Linked DNA regions of Homo sapiens: regions 2 and 3 are each linked to region 1. A link is an interaction called in ENCODE POLR2A ChIA-PET data of the cell type or tissue named here. Cell type or tissue: OCI-LY7. All regions are shown on one strand.

What was found. Peaks named below come from ENCODE experiments on the same cell type or tissue, not always from the same donor. Only the 100,000 strongest peaks of a DNase experiment are listed, where the experiment ranks them.
Region 2: POLR2A ChIA-PET joins it to region 1 with 12 read pairs; 11 of 35 experiments call an interaction of 5 or more read pairs at or near these places.
Region 3: POLR2A ChIA-PET joins it to region 1 with 11 read pairs; 6 of 35 experiments call an interaction of 5 or more read pairs at or near these places.

The regions. Positions count from the first base shown.
Region 1 is chr6:107,655,338-107,660,337 of GRCh38, reverse strand. It overlaps SOBP (sine oculis binding protein homolog), which reads right to left. Exons shown (of 7, transcript NM_018013.4): 7 at 1-2,131. Among named protein-coding and RNA genes, the nearest start is that of SCML4, 170 kb to the left of the region's middle. RefSeq lists enhancers at 2,004-2,193, 1,655-2,231, 2,434-2,483, 2,232-2,809. In OCI-LY7, CTCF peaks have their summits at 3,263, 4,670 and 4,872 (motif pointing right); DNase peaks (open chromatin) are centred at 1,987, 2,387, 3,237, 4,877 and 4 weaker places; H3K4me3 peaks cover 4,749 bases; H3K27ac peaks cover 5,000 bases.
Region 2 is chr6:107,493,128-107,498,127 of GRCh38, reverse strand. All of the region lies in intron 1 of SOBP (sine oculis binding protein homolog), which reads right to left. Among named protein-coding and RNA genes, the nearest start is that of SOBP, 5.5 kb to the right of the region's middle. In OCI-LY7, no CTCF peak of the experiment used is centred here; DNase peaks (open chromatin) are centred at 1,887 and 2,547; H3K4me3 peaks cover 3,883 bases; H3K27ac peaks cover 4,153 bases.
Region 3 is chr6:107,117,228-107,122,227 of GRCh38, reverse strand. No RefSeq gene overlaps it. Among named protein-coding and RNA genes, the nearest start is that of BEND3, 4.2 kb to the right of the region's middle. RefSeq lists an enhancer at 4,698-5,000. In OCI-LY7, a CTCF peak has its summit at 3,156; DNase peaks (open chromatin) are centred at 3,067 and 3,847; H3K4me3 peaks cover 2,238 bases; H3K27ac peaks cover 3,490 bases.

The sequences.
Region 1 (5,000 bases):
AGACAAGCGTGGTCTAGCAGGTCAGGAAGAGACAGTGCCATCCCAGTAGCTTACCATCTTTTAAAACTCCTTAGTTCTATTTTTTAAAATGTTTCCCAGGGGGAGAAAAATGAACACCTCTGTAATAAAACAAAAAACAAAAAACAAAAAAAAACAGTAGTCATAATAATGAGAAAAGCCAAATAAGCACATGTAAGTGCATTTTTTTTCTTCGAGATTTATTTTTTGTTTGATGAATCTGACACCAGTCAGGGAGAGGAGAATGTTGTGACCCAGCAGAAAAATATGGCCCCAGAGGAGGGGCGGCTTCTTCCTGCCTGGGTGGGTTTGGTGCTGGGGTTGATTTGTTATTATTTTTTAATTTGTTGCTGGAAGGTTTTCTTTTGTTTACTTTTATAAATCTCTCCCCGGGCTTGCGAGCTTCCCCTCCCTCCCGCCTCCCCTTCCCCTGCCCCCAAATTTCATTTTTAAAAAGCGAGCTTGCTCGCCAGGTGTGTCCCCCAAGCTCTCACAGCTCTAATAAATAAGGAGCACCTGTAAAACAGTAGCTTGACTTGTGAAGTGACTCTGTACAAAGGAGAATCTAGAAATACAGTATGTACACCGCATCCTTGGGCCGTGGTGCTTCAAGGCTGGCGCCACACCGTCCTGGCCCTGCCCACCCGCAACTCGCCACCCCTCCTGCTGAGGCTCCGCGGCCTTGTGGGGCGGGGGCACCTGGACCCCTCCAGAGGGAACAATTGCTTTATTTGAGTTAGTAAACAGATACACTGAATCACAAGGTGATTTGATTTTTTTTTTTTTTAGTTTTCTTCCTTTTTTGATTTTTTTCTTAATTTTTTCTCTTCTTTTCTTTTTCTTTTTTTTTCTGTACTCATCAGAATGGGATACTCCACAACTGTCTCACCAACTCAGTGCCAGTACACATGCTCTAGAGGACTTCTGGACTCGCAGCTACAACTGTACAAGTGCACACAAGTGAATCTACCCTGTTATCCTCCACCCACTGATTGAGGATCGAATTGCACATTTCTCTTAACCATGACAGGAGAAAGCAAACAGTGAAACAGAATCATGGGTGATCTTTCTCACTTTCCCTCTTGTTTTCATTGGTTTGTCCATACCATTCTAATTATCATGAAAGGGCTCTGCATATAGAGAGATTGTCTCACTGACTTCCTGGATCACCGAAAACCATCAGGGTTGAAATTTCATCTGAGTCTTTCCTGACGCCCAGCAAATATTCCCCCTCGGATTATTTTACACCTTGAGGGCATTTTGGTCTTCAGTTCAACACTCTTGCTCTGTTCCCAAATGGGGCGCTATTTAGGGGAATTTAAAGAGAAAGCTGAGAAGAATAAACATTTACCGAGTTCTCTTGGCATTCAGTCTCTGAAAAACCACAGTATAAACTATTCATGCTGCTTCTTACATCTGTCAAATCGAAAATTAAAAGCCATAAAAGTGTAACACTGAAAATATGGCATCAAAAAGGATAAAGGTGGCCTTTGTAAAAATAACAAGAAAAGTATATTAGCCAATAAAATATTCTAACTCTTCATTTAAAAGTGCATCCCGGGCAGGACAGAGATGACTCTGAAGCATTGGGCCTCCAGGACCACCCCTCTCCGCCATCAAAACGTGAACAATATAGGTCCAAAACCGTACAATGCAAATCACAATTCTTAGTGTAGCAGCAAAACCACAGCAGTTTTTAAAAAGATTAAAAAAAGATTTTTTGTGTTCCAATCCATATCATCTTCCAGCCTCAGTCGCTGAGCCTTGAAGATGGGGCGGGGAGAATACCTACATTGGTCCTTGTGGCTTGTCGGTATTTCGTTTTTTTTAAAAGCCAGGGGTGAAATCCCTAAGTTCCTCTGGGGAGAAGCAGAGATGGTGGCAGCAGGAAGGCTGGGCCTGCTTGGTGGGTCCAAGATGCGCGGGCTTCTCTGGGCTAGAGGCCATCGAGGGAGGGCTGCTTCCTCTGAGATGCTTAATGACAGGAAGCGGCTTTATTTGCTTGAGTTTTAGCCAGAGGGGGTGGTGAGCTGACCAGCTGGTGTCATTGGATGGCGTGACATGGTTTGCTCTGCGCCCTCTCTCCATGAGCGTACCCTGTGAGTGAACGTTCCTGGAAAAAGAGCAGAAGGGGCTGTCAGAATCCACTGGACCGATCCCCCTCCCTCCGCCCAGCTGGGGAGAACCCAGGCATGAGTCAGACAGCAGCACACTCTCCAGCCGCCAGGGCAGACCTAGGATGAGCCCCAGAACCGCTGCAGCACAGCGTGATTTCAACAGGAGTTTCATTCACGGTCTGCTCAGGTCAGCCCTGCCAGCTTTGTGTGAGGAAATGAAACTCAAGTCGCTTTTTGGAATACCATAATGAGTAGGGTACACCACGCCCTCACCCAAAGACCACAGCATCCTTTGCAACCCAGCAACCCTCCCCCTCCACATGACTGCATGCTTAACCAGCAGGAGGCTTTTTTTTTTTTTTGAGACAGGGTCTCGCTCTGTTGCCCAAGCTGGAGTGCAGTGGTGCAACTGGCTCACTGCAATCTCTGCCTCCCAGTTTCAAGTGATTCTCCTGCCTCAGCCTCCCAAAGTGCTGGGATTACAGGCATGAACCACCGCATCCAGCCCCAGCAGGAGGTCTTTTGAGTCACCCAAGGTCACTCCAAAGCCAGGCAAGGTCACGGAGGACCCTGGAGCTCCTGACCTCACTCCTGTAACCCCATGTCTCAGCTCTGGTATTTGCTGAAAAGAGGGCCAATAGATTCACTTTTTGGCAAGTGGAAAATTACCATGGACACATATACCTATCTTCAGAAGTTTCCCACAAAGGCAACTAAGCTGGAAGAAATGCTTGCTTTTCTCCGTGTGTGGGTCTTGCCTGTAAAAGGTGAGCCATTCACATCTCTTCACATCCAAAACAAACAGTAGCACTGGACTGGAAGAAAATAAATCAACCAAGAGCCTTGGGGTCCCAGGGCAGAGGCTCTGAACAGGATTTTCCACCAGGAAAGTCAGTTTCTGGGGAATGCTCATCCCAACATTCACCGAGATATGAGGCTCTGCCTCTTGATACCTGCAGCCTTCTTTCATTTGCCGCCAGTCACTTGGTTTGAAATAGAGCTTCCTGAGGCCACTCAGTCAGTTCTGGGAGCAGCCACTTAGAAGTCTGCCAACTGCATGGTAAAGCCCCAGAGGTCAGGGGCTTGTCTGTTTTGCTCGTGTCTCTACACCCAACTCGTAGCTCAGAGTCTGGCCCGCTGTGGGCGCTCGACACACTTTGATCACATGAGTGGGTCAGGCGCCTCTCTTCTGCCATGCCCCAAAACAGCACCTTTTCTTCCTGCCAATAAATGAGGCTGTCAGAAATGTGAATGGGTAAAATTTGGCTAAGGTGAGGTGGTGACAGAGGACTTGTAAACATCTTTACAACTGTTGAGATTATTCTTAGAACAATGAACAAATAACTTCAGAGAGGTGATAGAATGTAGGACTTGAAGGGACCCCAGAGATAATACAGTACCATTTCCTCATTTTATAGTGAAGAAATGGAGCCACAAAGAGACCTGGAAGCTTGCTTGGAGTGTTTATAACATGAATTTAGCAAGAGCAAGAGGAGGTCAAATGCCCATTGGGAGGACTAAGTGGAAGCTTGTGCTTTGAACCCTGCTATCTAAATCCTGGTGTTAATGGCAACAATAATCAGCAGCAGCCAAAAACAAGGTTTGAAAGTTTCACTGTGCACGACAGGAAATGCCTGAGTTCCCCCAATCACATTAAATCACCAGATCTGTGTGTACTTAATATGTATATTAAATAACCAAAGTGAAAATGCAAAACACCACAAATATGTAATGGGGGTGGAATTACAAGGCCATGGAAACCTTTTCATTTGGCATGGTCAGATTTGGAAATGTGGATATTTATTTCTGAATAAAGAGCTCACATTTGACTTACTTTCTTTCTTTCTTTCTTTCTTTCTCTTTCTTTCTTTCTTTCTTTCTTTCTTTCTTTCTTTCTTTCTTTCTTTCTTTCTTTTCTTTCTTTCTCAAGAATAAGTGACAATGGAGAGAGGGGATACAAAAATAAAAGCACCAAGAGCCACTATCAAATGTGAGGCCACAAAAATTGAGGAGCTGCAGAGATGACAAGTGGATCCAAAGACACCGGGGTCACTTCTTCTGGGAACAATTCTTTTGCATTTAGCAAGCACAGCCTGGAAGTTGCTATGGAGGGAGGGAAGCCATCCCCACCTCTGGGCCTGGAACCAAGAGTGACTGAATCTTGTAGTTAGAGGGGGCCTCCTTCTTTCTTTAAAAGGGAGGAGGGAGAATGTTTAACATTTTCCTCCAGTAAACTGGGAAACACCGCCATTTTGAATTGCTTACTTAGGGATGCTGCAACTGCTTTTTTAATAATGTAGCTTTTTTCTTTAATGCAATCACTATTTAAAAAAATGAATGTTTCTCCAGTAAGTTTCTTTATATTCAAATCACCTTTGGACAAAGACCAAACACGGACAGCATCAGCCTACTTAAAGAAAATTTCCAGGCTTTCACAAGAGACTCGGTAAAACGGGATTATAATAAGAGCCATTCTGGAACCTTAACTACAGCATTTGCCATCCCAAACACTATAATAATCATTATTATTCTCTGGTATCTATTATTGTCTGGTAAATAATATGTGTTTTCCCCCAAAGTTCTGAAGGGTGCAGCTGCACCACACTCTATTTTTCGCAGCCCTAGTCCTGCTGCTCTGAAAAGCTTGCTCACACGAAGCTTATTTTAAGAGAATGGTAAAGTAGACAATTTGTGCTGTTTCCTTCCCTCTCACCACATACTTGCTGTGTCTGGGACACCCACAAAGGCCAGATGGTGGCAGTACAAGTCCCTCTCTGCTGATAACATTTGAGGAGGGGGCGGTATTGAAGGCATCCTCATTTGTCCTTCTGGCTCTGGCTGGTTCAGGGCAGCCCCCTTGTTGGT
Region 2 (5,000 bases), 160 kb after region 1:
CTCACCTAACACAATGCTTAGCACTTAATCCAGTCACAAATATTTATTTAAACGCAGTTACAGAGAAATGATCAAATAAAATTCAGGAAAACCTAATTTTAAAAATAAATATGTAAAAGCTTAAAAATTATAACATGTAGTATTAGTAAGCACCCTCATGCTATTGGGAATTTAAATTGCTACAACTGTTAGAAAAAGTAATTTGACTCTATGCATTAAAAGCCTTAAAATTGTACATACCCTTTGACTTAGCAATTTTACTTCTAGGGACTGTTGAAACTATTCTAGGAAAACAGCTATGGAAATATGCATGTTTCAGCATTGTTTTCTTAGAAACAAACTAAATGCCAAACAATAGGAATCCTAGTTAAATAAATTATAGTTTGGGCATATAATGGAATACTATTTTGCCACTAAAATATATACTGTAGATACATTTTTATTGCCATGAAAAGCTATTAACAGTACATTAAGTTTTAAAAGGAAGGTTAGTATAGTATGAGACTTTTTTTTATAAAAACTATATATCATATATAGAGAAAGGGCATGAAAAGACATATATCAAAATGTTGACAGTAATTGCGTCTGGGTGGGAAAATTACAGGCTTTGTTTTTCTTTTTGCTTATTTTTATTGCCTACTCTTTTTGTCATGTCCATGTATTATTTTCATAAAAATAAAAAACTAGTTTTAATTAAAAATTAACACATAGTCTCAGTCATAGACAATTACATCAGCTATAGTCACAGTCCTAATGACAATAAAAAGGATTTGTTGGTTACATTACTTAACTTCAAAACATTCTGACACCCATTATCCAAGAAAGTGGAGCACATGAGAAATGCTTTCAAAGGAAAAAGAAACTCCCAATTCCAAACAATTTATAAAGCATGGGGGAAAAATGCTACTATCTCTACTAGTTAAGGTTATGAATAGTAGACTGATGGTTATTTCTGAAAAATATTTTATCTCCCTTTCCATCTCCATATGCTCTGACTTACTTCTGGAGTAGATATCTATCAGGCATCATTGGACTCATTAATAGAGATAAAGAAAGGTAATCTGCAGAAGACAGGCAGAAGCCTTGTTCAAGTTCCAGAGTGAAGCAGGAATTGAATCTGGTTAGAAGTCAGTTTCTAGCTCTACTCTCAGGCCTGGCCCAGGGCTGAGTCTGAGCTGTCTTTCTTAACACAGACCCAGTGGATCAGTTTTATTTTATGGTTCTGCCAAGAAAAAGGTCATGACATAAAATTTAAATAGTGCAAAAGAAATATTTGAAGAGCCCTTTGCAGATTACAAAGTACTTCCTCTTTCATGATCCCACTGGATCCAATGGTATAGTTAAGATGAGCCACCCCCACAGATGACCCACTGGAGGGTCATCAATGTGAATGAAATAGTAAGGGTGGCCAGATTCCCACTCAGTGCAGACTTTATATACTGAACCCTGCTGTTTTTACCTGAACTACAGCTTTCGAGCCTGAAATTCTTTGAAGATGGTTCCTATGCTCCATTTTGCAGAATTGCTCTTAGCCACAACACAATGATTTTAACGCAGAGGACATATCATTAACACTAATACTCAACTCTGACTTGGAACAGGCTGGAAAAGAAAGTCTTACTCTCTTATTGATATATCCTAAATTGGATGGCTATATAATTGGCATATGAAACCAAAATCATGTGGTTCTGCATATAAAATGTATGGTGTTTTACTGTCTCGTCGTGATACAGAGCAAACAATCATGTCCCCACATTTTAATCTGCTGCCAGGACATCAAATGTCCTAAAAAGGTCAAACAAATGCTGTGAAATTGTGAATACCAGCCCTCAGGCTAACATTGTGGCAGGCATGGCAGGTGTACAGCTGTGTGCAGCTGTGTCTTTTCACAGCTGCAGAACTGCCTTAAAAAATCACCAAGACTTGTTACATTGTTTTCCTGTCTGTGCCAAAGTCACTGGCCTTAATGCAGCACAGAGTTCCACAGGCCTTTGGTTATATAAGAGATATTAACACCCATCGGTCTACAGATCCTAAAATATACATTCAGCAAATCTCACTTACCACATGCTTTCATGTCTGTTTACATGTTTCAATTGGCACTATCAAAAACAAAGTCTTCCGTGTTTTTTTTTTCCTCTTCTAACCTGTAATATCCCCTCTCCTTCAGGAACATATTCAATAATCTTATTAGCTTGAGAGTACAAGTGTGGCTGAATTCCCATTCCACAAGAGGAAGTTTTAGACTTTAGGGATTTTGATGGTATACCTTCTACTACTTGTAATAATTTTGTTAAGTATAAAGAGTCAGTAAATAAAAGGGAATTTTATATAAGATATAAAAAGTTTGGTTACCCTAACAAGAGACTACCTTTTCCTAGAACTCTCCCTTTTAGAGAGCCACTGTGCTCACTAATATTTGCCCTTTTTTAAGGCCCTGTTTTTTACTTTCCTTTAAAAATTCTGTTACCTCTTGGTTTCTATAAGTCTGTCTTTCACACAAGGAGAGTAGGGCTTGGCTTCTCAGAGCAGTGCTTGGCAAGCACAGAGGCAGGAAACGCAGAAGGGAATGAGTCTGTCAGACTCATTTTCTTCTAGTTCAAATGTTTATTTCAGATTCGAGAGGAAGTGGAGTGGTTCCTTTCCATTTCCTCGTCTCTGGAATCTGCGAGTTGTATAAGTAAGTTTAGAGAATGACGCTCTACCGTACATCACACCAGTTCGTGGATGGAGAAAGAGACTCTTCCCAGAAAACTCCTGGTTTGAACAGACCATAATACATAACCATCCAAGCTCTCACAGGACAGTCTTTTATGGGTTTAGCTTGGAGCCTTTGGCAGGACAAGTGAGAGCAAGGCTGAAGGCTCAGGAACATCTTATACCTGCTCCCAAGAGGCCAGGGCTATGTGCCCACTAACATTAGTCCCCATCCCTGCCACGTGGCACACCTGAGGCCACTGCTTAGAGAGGGGGAGTCTAACATAATTTGTGAATGCCACAGTGGGATCTGGGGTCCTAAGTCCACTTTCTAAGTTCCTGAGAATTATGCTTCTGACACCAGGATAGAGTTTCAACAGCAAAACTTAAAATATACCTGTTTTAATAATGAGCCAATTTCAAACTTAAACTTGCTGACTTTTCCAGTCCATGCTCTGATTTCTCTCTCTCTCTCTTAAAATCAAGCTATTTATCTCACCAGCTCGGCTCTGCAACTTGCTTTATTGTCTGTGCAATTGACACAGGTTATTTTTAATGCCAAATTGAGACCATCAGAAAACAAACTAGAAAATCTTGTGGTAAGTTTACTACTAAACTCTAACAGATGTGCCTGACCCAAATTGTAGGCATCAGGACTGAAGCGTAATTTTAGGTACAAATTACTTACTGAGAATATTTATAGACAGAAAACTTCTTCAGCAAAGAAGCATCTCTGACATTTAACACAGATTCTCCTGTAGTTTAGCAATTGATAAAGAAGTTAAACATTGTAAGTGCATTAATTATGGTTTGTTTAGGAAAGTTTCCAGCACAGAATGCTTGATCTAATCATGCTGGTTTTGTCAAAGAATTTTAAAAGACAAAAATTGAACTCATAATCTCTACTCACAGTTTGGATATTTTGAGTTGTATTGTTGTTTGGTAGCTACTGATCACAAAAGATCTATGTGCACAAAATATATATCCTTAAGGGCAACAATATTTACCTTACACATATATTTACGCTTACACATCCACTAGTAGAAGTTAGTTTTTATATTATATCTACTATGTTCTGGATGAACTCTTAAAACTAATTAACCTTCCCATATGTCAGAATTCCCTTGTGACATTCATTTATTATGATATATGTGAGCTAACAGTATACCTGAGACATATTACATTAGACACAATCACAACATTCACTTTAGAAACATATACTCTGCATCGCTGTCTGATTTTTTAAAATTCTACTAGCCACTAATTAAATAAGGCAGACTAATTGTAAGTACATTGGTACAACCAGTCTTTCTAATCAGGAAAAACCAGGATAAGGGAAGAAGAAAAGGAAAGATAAAGAAACACTGTAAAGGTCATAGTGAGACAAACATTTCTACATGAAGATATTTTCAGGGAGTACACTACAAGCAAGCTATGCCAAGTCATGTACTTTTCATACACAAAATTATATTGTATCAAATTTAAATTTGTTACAACTGCCATGTACATTAAACCAGTGATAACGAAAATGTAACTCAATATCTGATCTAGTGAAACAGCAACTAGCATTAGCTCTCAGCCACATGAAGACACTCTTCAATGCCATTACTGGTGTCAGCTAAACCTCAGCCAGTTTGTCTTCTCCAGCCATTTTAAAATAAATATGTGACTATCTCAATTAGGAAATCTTGAAGGAAGTCTCCGTGATGAGGCAAGTTTGTTGCTCATTCTCAGTGCCCTGCATTTGCTGTACTTAAAATAGACACTTGTACCAATGTCCTTTCTATTACCCGAAGGGGGAAAAAAAATCACATACACACCAGTCCTTTTTCTTTCAGCTCACAGAGAAGCAACTCAATCCAACCAGTGTTGAAACCTGAGTAGGTCACTGTACACCACGATAAAATTCCCTAATCCCTGAGCCAAATCTCCCTAAGGGGGGCCTCCTCCTGATCCTCCACTTCCCAGGCTGACTTTTCCATTTGCTCTCTCTTCTTTCCCCCTTTCATTTCCCCTACCTTCAAGCCTTGATATGTGATCCGAGGTGGGGGCTCAGGTTTCCGTTTTTACAGCTTAGGCCACGCTAGCTGTATACATTCCTTTCTTTCTGCCGGGCAGTGATTACTTACCAGGGCTTAGTTTACACTGGTCCAGATGAAAGCCGTTCAGATGAAGGCAAACACAGCCAGGCAGCTCCAGCGGCACCGATATGAAGCTGCACAAGGCCACATTGTGTTCTCGGTGACATTTTGTTGCACACATTTATATACAGGGCAACCAACTTGTTATGTTACTCTACACTT
Region 3 (5,000 bases), 540 kb after region 1:
TCAAATAACCTCAGTTACCTGCTAAGGGCCTTATCTTCAAATATTCTCATTCCAAAGTGTACTGGGGGTTAGGACTTCAACATATGGATTTGGAGGGGAACCAACTCAGTTCATAGGAGTCTCCATGGACAGAGCAAGCTGCCATGGGGGTGCAGCACAGGGCCTCCATCCCAGGCTTGGGACACATGTGGCCTCTTGAGGAAGGGACTTAAGCTGCCTAAGGACTAAAGGGTGAGGTTGGGGGCAGGGCCTGATAATTTAAATGAATACAATTCTGTGAAGCACAGACCTTATAGATTTCACTCCTTGACGGTTTCTTTCTTTTTTTTTTTTTTTTTTTTTTTTTTTTGCCTGTTTGATGTTTGGTAGTAATAATTTAGAAAGTGGAACCCAAAACCATAATTCTAAAGCCCAATAGCCTTGAGCAAGCCACCCTTTCTTTTTGCCCCAGTTTCCTTAGCGGTAGAACCAGGCAGTTGACACCTATTATTTCTCAGGCCCTCATGTGTAATGACTAGAGGGAAATCCTTACATATATTCACAGTGACCTCTTAAAATACCGTGTTGACACTTCAGCAACTTGAAAAAAGGAGGCTTTGGATTCTGTAACCAAGTGCCATATTTACTTTGGGGTCATTTTTACCAGGATTTCTTCTCTTCCTTTTATTTCAGCCATAAAATTATGTAGAGAAAGGGGGGGATTGGTGACGTGTTTAAGTCTAGGCTCTTACACCAGCTGAGCATGACTTAGCTACTCTAGAGTGACTTCTGCTCTTTAGGCCATGGTAATGACTGTTTTTAGTCTGTGTGAGGGGAAAGGGCTACAAAGACGTAGATACTCATTATGGGGGAAAACAACCAAACATCACACACATGTATAACGTGAAAAAGTCCCTCTCTTCTCTCTATCCGATATACCTCGCGGTCACCTCTATGACCTCTGTATTTCCCAGAACATTTTTTTTTTTCTTTTTGACACAGGGTCTCACTATGTTGCTCAGGCTGGTCCAGAACTCCTGAGCTCAAGTGATCCCCCTGCCTTGGCCTCCCAAAGTACTGGGATTACAGGCTTGAGCCACCACACCTGGCCTCCCGGACCTTTTCCATTCACAACCCAGATACATACGTGATGTTCTTCTTGACAAAAATAAGATTACATTATATATAAATCTGTCGGCCAGGCACGGTGGCTCAGACCTGTAATCCCAGCACTTTGGGAGGCCGAGGCGGGCAGATCACGAGGTCAAGAGATCGAGACCACCCTGGCCAACATGGTAAAAGCCCGTCTCTACTAAAAATACAAAAATTAGCTGGGTTTGGTAGTGTGTGCCTGTAGTCCCAGCTACTTGGGAGGTTGAGGCAGGAGAATCGCTTGAACCCGGGAGGCGGAGGTTGCAGTGAGCCAAGATCGCGCCACTGCACTCCAGCCTGGCGACAGAGCGAGACTGCGTCTCAAAAAAAAAAAATCTGTCATTTTCTTCTTTTACTCAACAATATGTCATCAACATTCTTCCATATCCATAAAAAAGAACACCTCCCTTTCCTCTTTCTAGTTTACAGGCCATGCATGATGGCTCACACCTGTAATCCCAACACTGTGAGAGGCCAAGGCAAGGAGGATCACTTGAGCCCAGGAGTTTGAGACCAGCCTGGGCAACACAGCAAGACCCTGTCTCTATAAAAAGAGAAAAAAAAATGAGTCCGCCCTGGTGATTTGGCCTTGTAGTCTCAGCTACCTGAGAGGGTGAGGTGGGAAGATGGCTTGAGCCTTGGAGTTTGAGGCTGCAATGAGCCATGATCATACCACTGCACACTGGACTGGGTGATAGAATGAAACTCTGTATTTAAAAAAAAAAAAAAGCTTACATAGTATGTCATGGAAGGTATTTTTAGCTATTTTCCAAGTTCTCTTCGATTTCTTTGCTATCACAAATGATCCTGCAACGAACATATTTGTCTATGTAGACCTTTTTTTTTTTTTTTTTTGAGATGGAGTTTCACTCTTGTTGCCCAGGCCGGAGTGCAATGGCACGATCTTAGGTCACCGCAACCTCCGTCTCCCGGGTTCAGGCTATTCTCCTGCCTCAGCCTCCCGAGTAGCTGGGATTACAGGCATGCGCCACCACGCCTGGCTAATTTTGTATTTTTAGTATAGATGGGGTTTCTCCTTGTTGGTCAGGCTCATCTCGAACTCCCGACCTCAGGTGATCTGCCTACCTCGGCCTCCCAAGGTGCTGGGATTACAGCTGTGAGCCACCACACCCAGCGCAAATAAGACTAATCTTAACATATATCCTATCATTTAGAGTCTTTGTTTTGTTTTGTTTTTCTCAGAGATAGGGTCTTTCTCTGTCGTCCAGGCTGGAGTGCCGGGATTCCATCATGGCTCACTGCAGCCTCAAACTCCTGGGCTCAAGCAATCCTCCCTTCTCAGCCTCCTGAGTAGCTAGGACTACAGGCATGTGCCACCACACCTGACTAATTTTTTGATTTTTTTTTTTTTTTTTTGAGACAGAGTCTTGCTTTGTCGCCCAGGCTGGAGGGCAGTGGTGTGATCTTGGCTCACTGCAACTTCTGCCTCCTGGGTTCAAGAGATTCTCCTGCCTCAGCCTCCTAAGTAGCTGGGGTTACAGGTGACTACTACCCCACCTGGCTAATTTTTGTACTTTTGGTAGAGACAGGGTTTCACCATGTTGGCCAGGCTGGTCTTGAACTCCTGACCTCAGGTGATCCACCCACCTCGGCCTCCCAAAGTGCTGGGGTTACAGGCATAAGCCACTGCGCTCAGCCATTTTTTGATTTTTTTTGTAGAGACAGGGTCTCATTATGTTGACCAGGCTGCTCAAACTGCTGTGCTCAAGCAGTCCTCTTGCCTGGGACTCCCAAAGTATTGGGATTACAGGCTTCAACCACCACACTCCACAGCATACAGTAATTTTTTTAAAATTGGTCAATTGCTAGAGCAGTATGTGTCTCCTTTTTCATTTCTAATGAGCTCTGATTGGCTGGGAAGCCAGCCAACACTTGCTCCCTGCTTCCTGCCTGCCCCTGCAGCTGTGTGATCAGTTGGGGAAGGCCTAAGTACAGGCCCTTGGGCACCCCTCTGGGTGCTGGGGCCCTAGTGGCTACAGTGCCTCTAGCCAGCAGCGTGGGCTCAGAATGAGTTGCCGTTCAGATTGGCATTTGTTTTCTCAAGGGCTTGAAATTGAGAGTGGGACTGCAGCAGTTTTCACTCTCCCTCATGTTTCTTTTTGCAGAATCCTATTGTGCAAACCAGATATTCAACAAAAATCAGATCCTGATGGCTGTACTGGGTGCTTACAATCTCAAGCTGCTATAAATTATTAAATAGTTCTCCTACACATAAGGAAAATGTCCAGCACAAATTGTCTGTAACTTTTCATTTGAAACCTCATTTTTTTCATGTTGGGTCATGGTATATCACTTACCTGCTCCACATTCCAATAAAGATAGTTGTTGGCCGGGCGTGGTGGCTCACGTCTATAATTCTAGCACTTTGGGAGGCTGAGGCGGTCGGATCACAAGGTTAGGAGATCGAGACCATCCTGGCCAAGATGGTGAAACCCGGTCTGTACTAAAAATACAAAAATTAGCTGGGCGTGGTGGCACATGCCTGTAATTCCAGCTACTCAGGAGGCTGAGGCAGGAGAATCGCTTGAACCAGGGAGTCGGAGGTTGCAGTGAGCTGAGATCGCGCCACTGCACTCCAGCCTGGGCGACAGAGCGAGACTCCGTCTCAAAAAAAAAAAAAAAAAAAAGATAGTTGTTTATTTTTTCAGCACACAGGGGTTAACCATTGAGGCATGTCTTTCTGTAGGTCCTATTTAATATAGTACTACCTCTCACGCCCCTGTTTTTCACCCTCTTACTTTTCTGTTGTGAGTATTCACAGAATCTGGATCTGCCAGCTACTTCTGTTTGAAGTTGAAGACTTGGCGAAATTATACATCCAGCAGGCAAGAAATAAAGTGGAAATGTCTCACAAGTAACAGTGAAATCTGTTGCGTTGTTTTAAGTCTTTACTGAAAAAAAGTCCTACTAAATATTGTCTTGCCAACTATAAATATATTTTAGCAATGATAAAAGCCTTTAGAGTAACAGTTATCTGAAACCTAATGTCTGTCTGTCTGCCACTCTTAATTATATATATTTACATTTTATATCCCAATCTTCTTTTATATCCCATTTTATATAACGCAATTTTCCATTTGAGTTTTTACATTTAGTGTCTCAGTGTTTTATATGGTCAAGTAGCCAGTTTTCCCCCTGCTACATTTTACTCAGGTACAAATGAAAATGAGTTGACTAGATCGATGGCAGCAGCTCTAATTTGAAATCTTGAAAAATGCATTTTTTATTAAGCAATTTCAAATTGAGCAGACCTCTAAAAACCAGGTTGTTATTTTTCCGGGTCTTTACACACACATCCGTATGAACCATGAACTGTTACTGCACTTTCAAAACTATTATGTCTTGAAGTTTCCAAAATTATATACAACTATTCCAATACATTTTTCACCTTTATGCGTTATTTTCCTTCTCCATATAAAAAAGAAAACCACATAGAAAACCATTTGAAGGAAGGTGATTTCCTTTCTTGGATAGCAATGACTTCTATTTCTATTAATAACTTATTTGAAACAAGCCACTTACTTTGTTAAGTAGATAGATCCATTTATGCAAATATAAGATACATACTTTTACAATAATATTCAAGGTCCGTTTGAGTTTCCTGAAAGTTGTTTTGAAAAGTCAGCTATATCAGTTCAATTATTGTATTTGACAGAAATCTTTTGTTTCAAGCAATATGAACAGAGAAATGTTAATTTCTATCTCTATTGTCTTATTATTTAATTTCTCCTTAAAAACCTGAGTTGTCACTGTGAAAGATTGGTTAAATATATATCCCCTCACTACACACGTTTCATCTAGTCCTCTTTCCAAAAATTTAACAAGGTCGTTTTACATTCTTAAAGCAC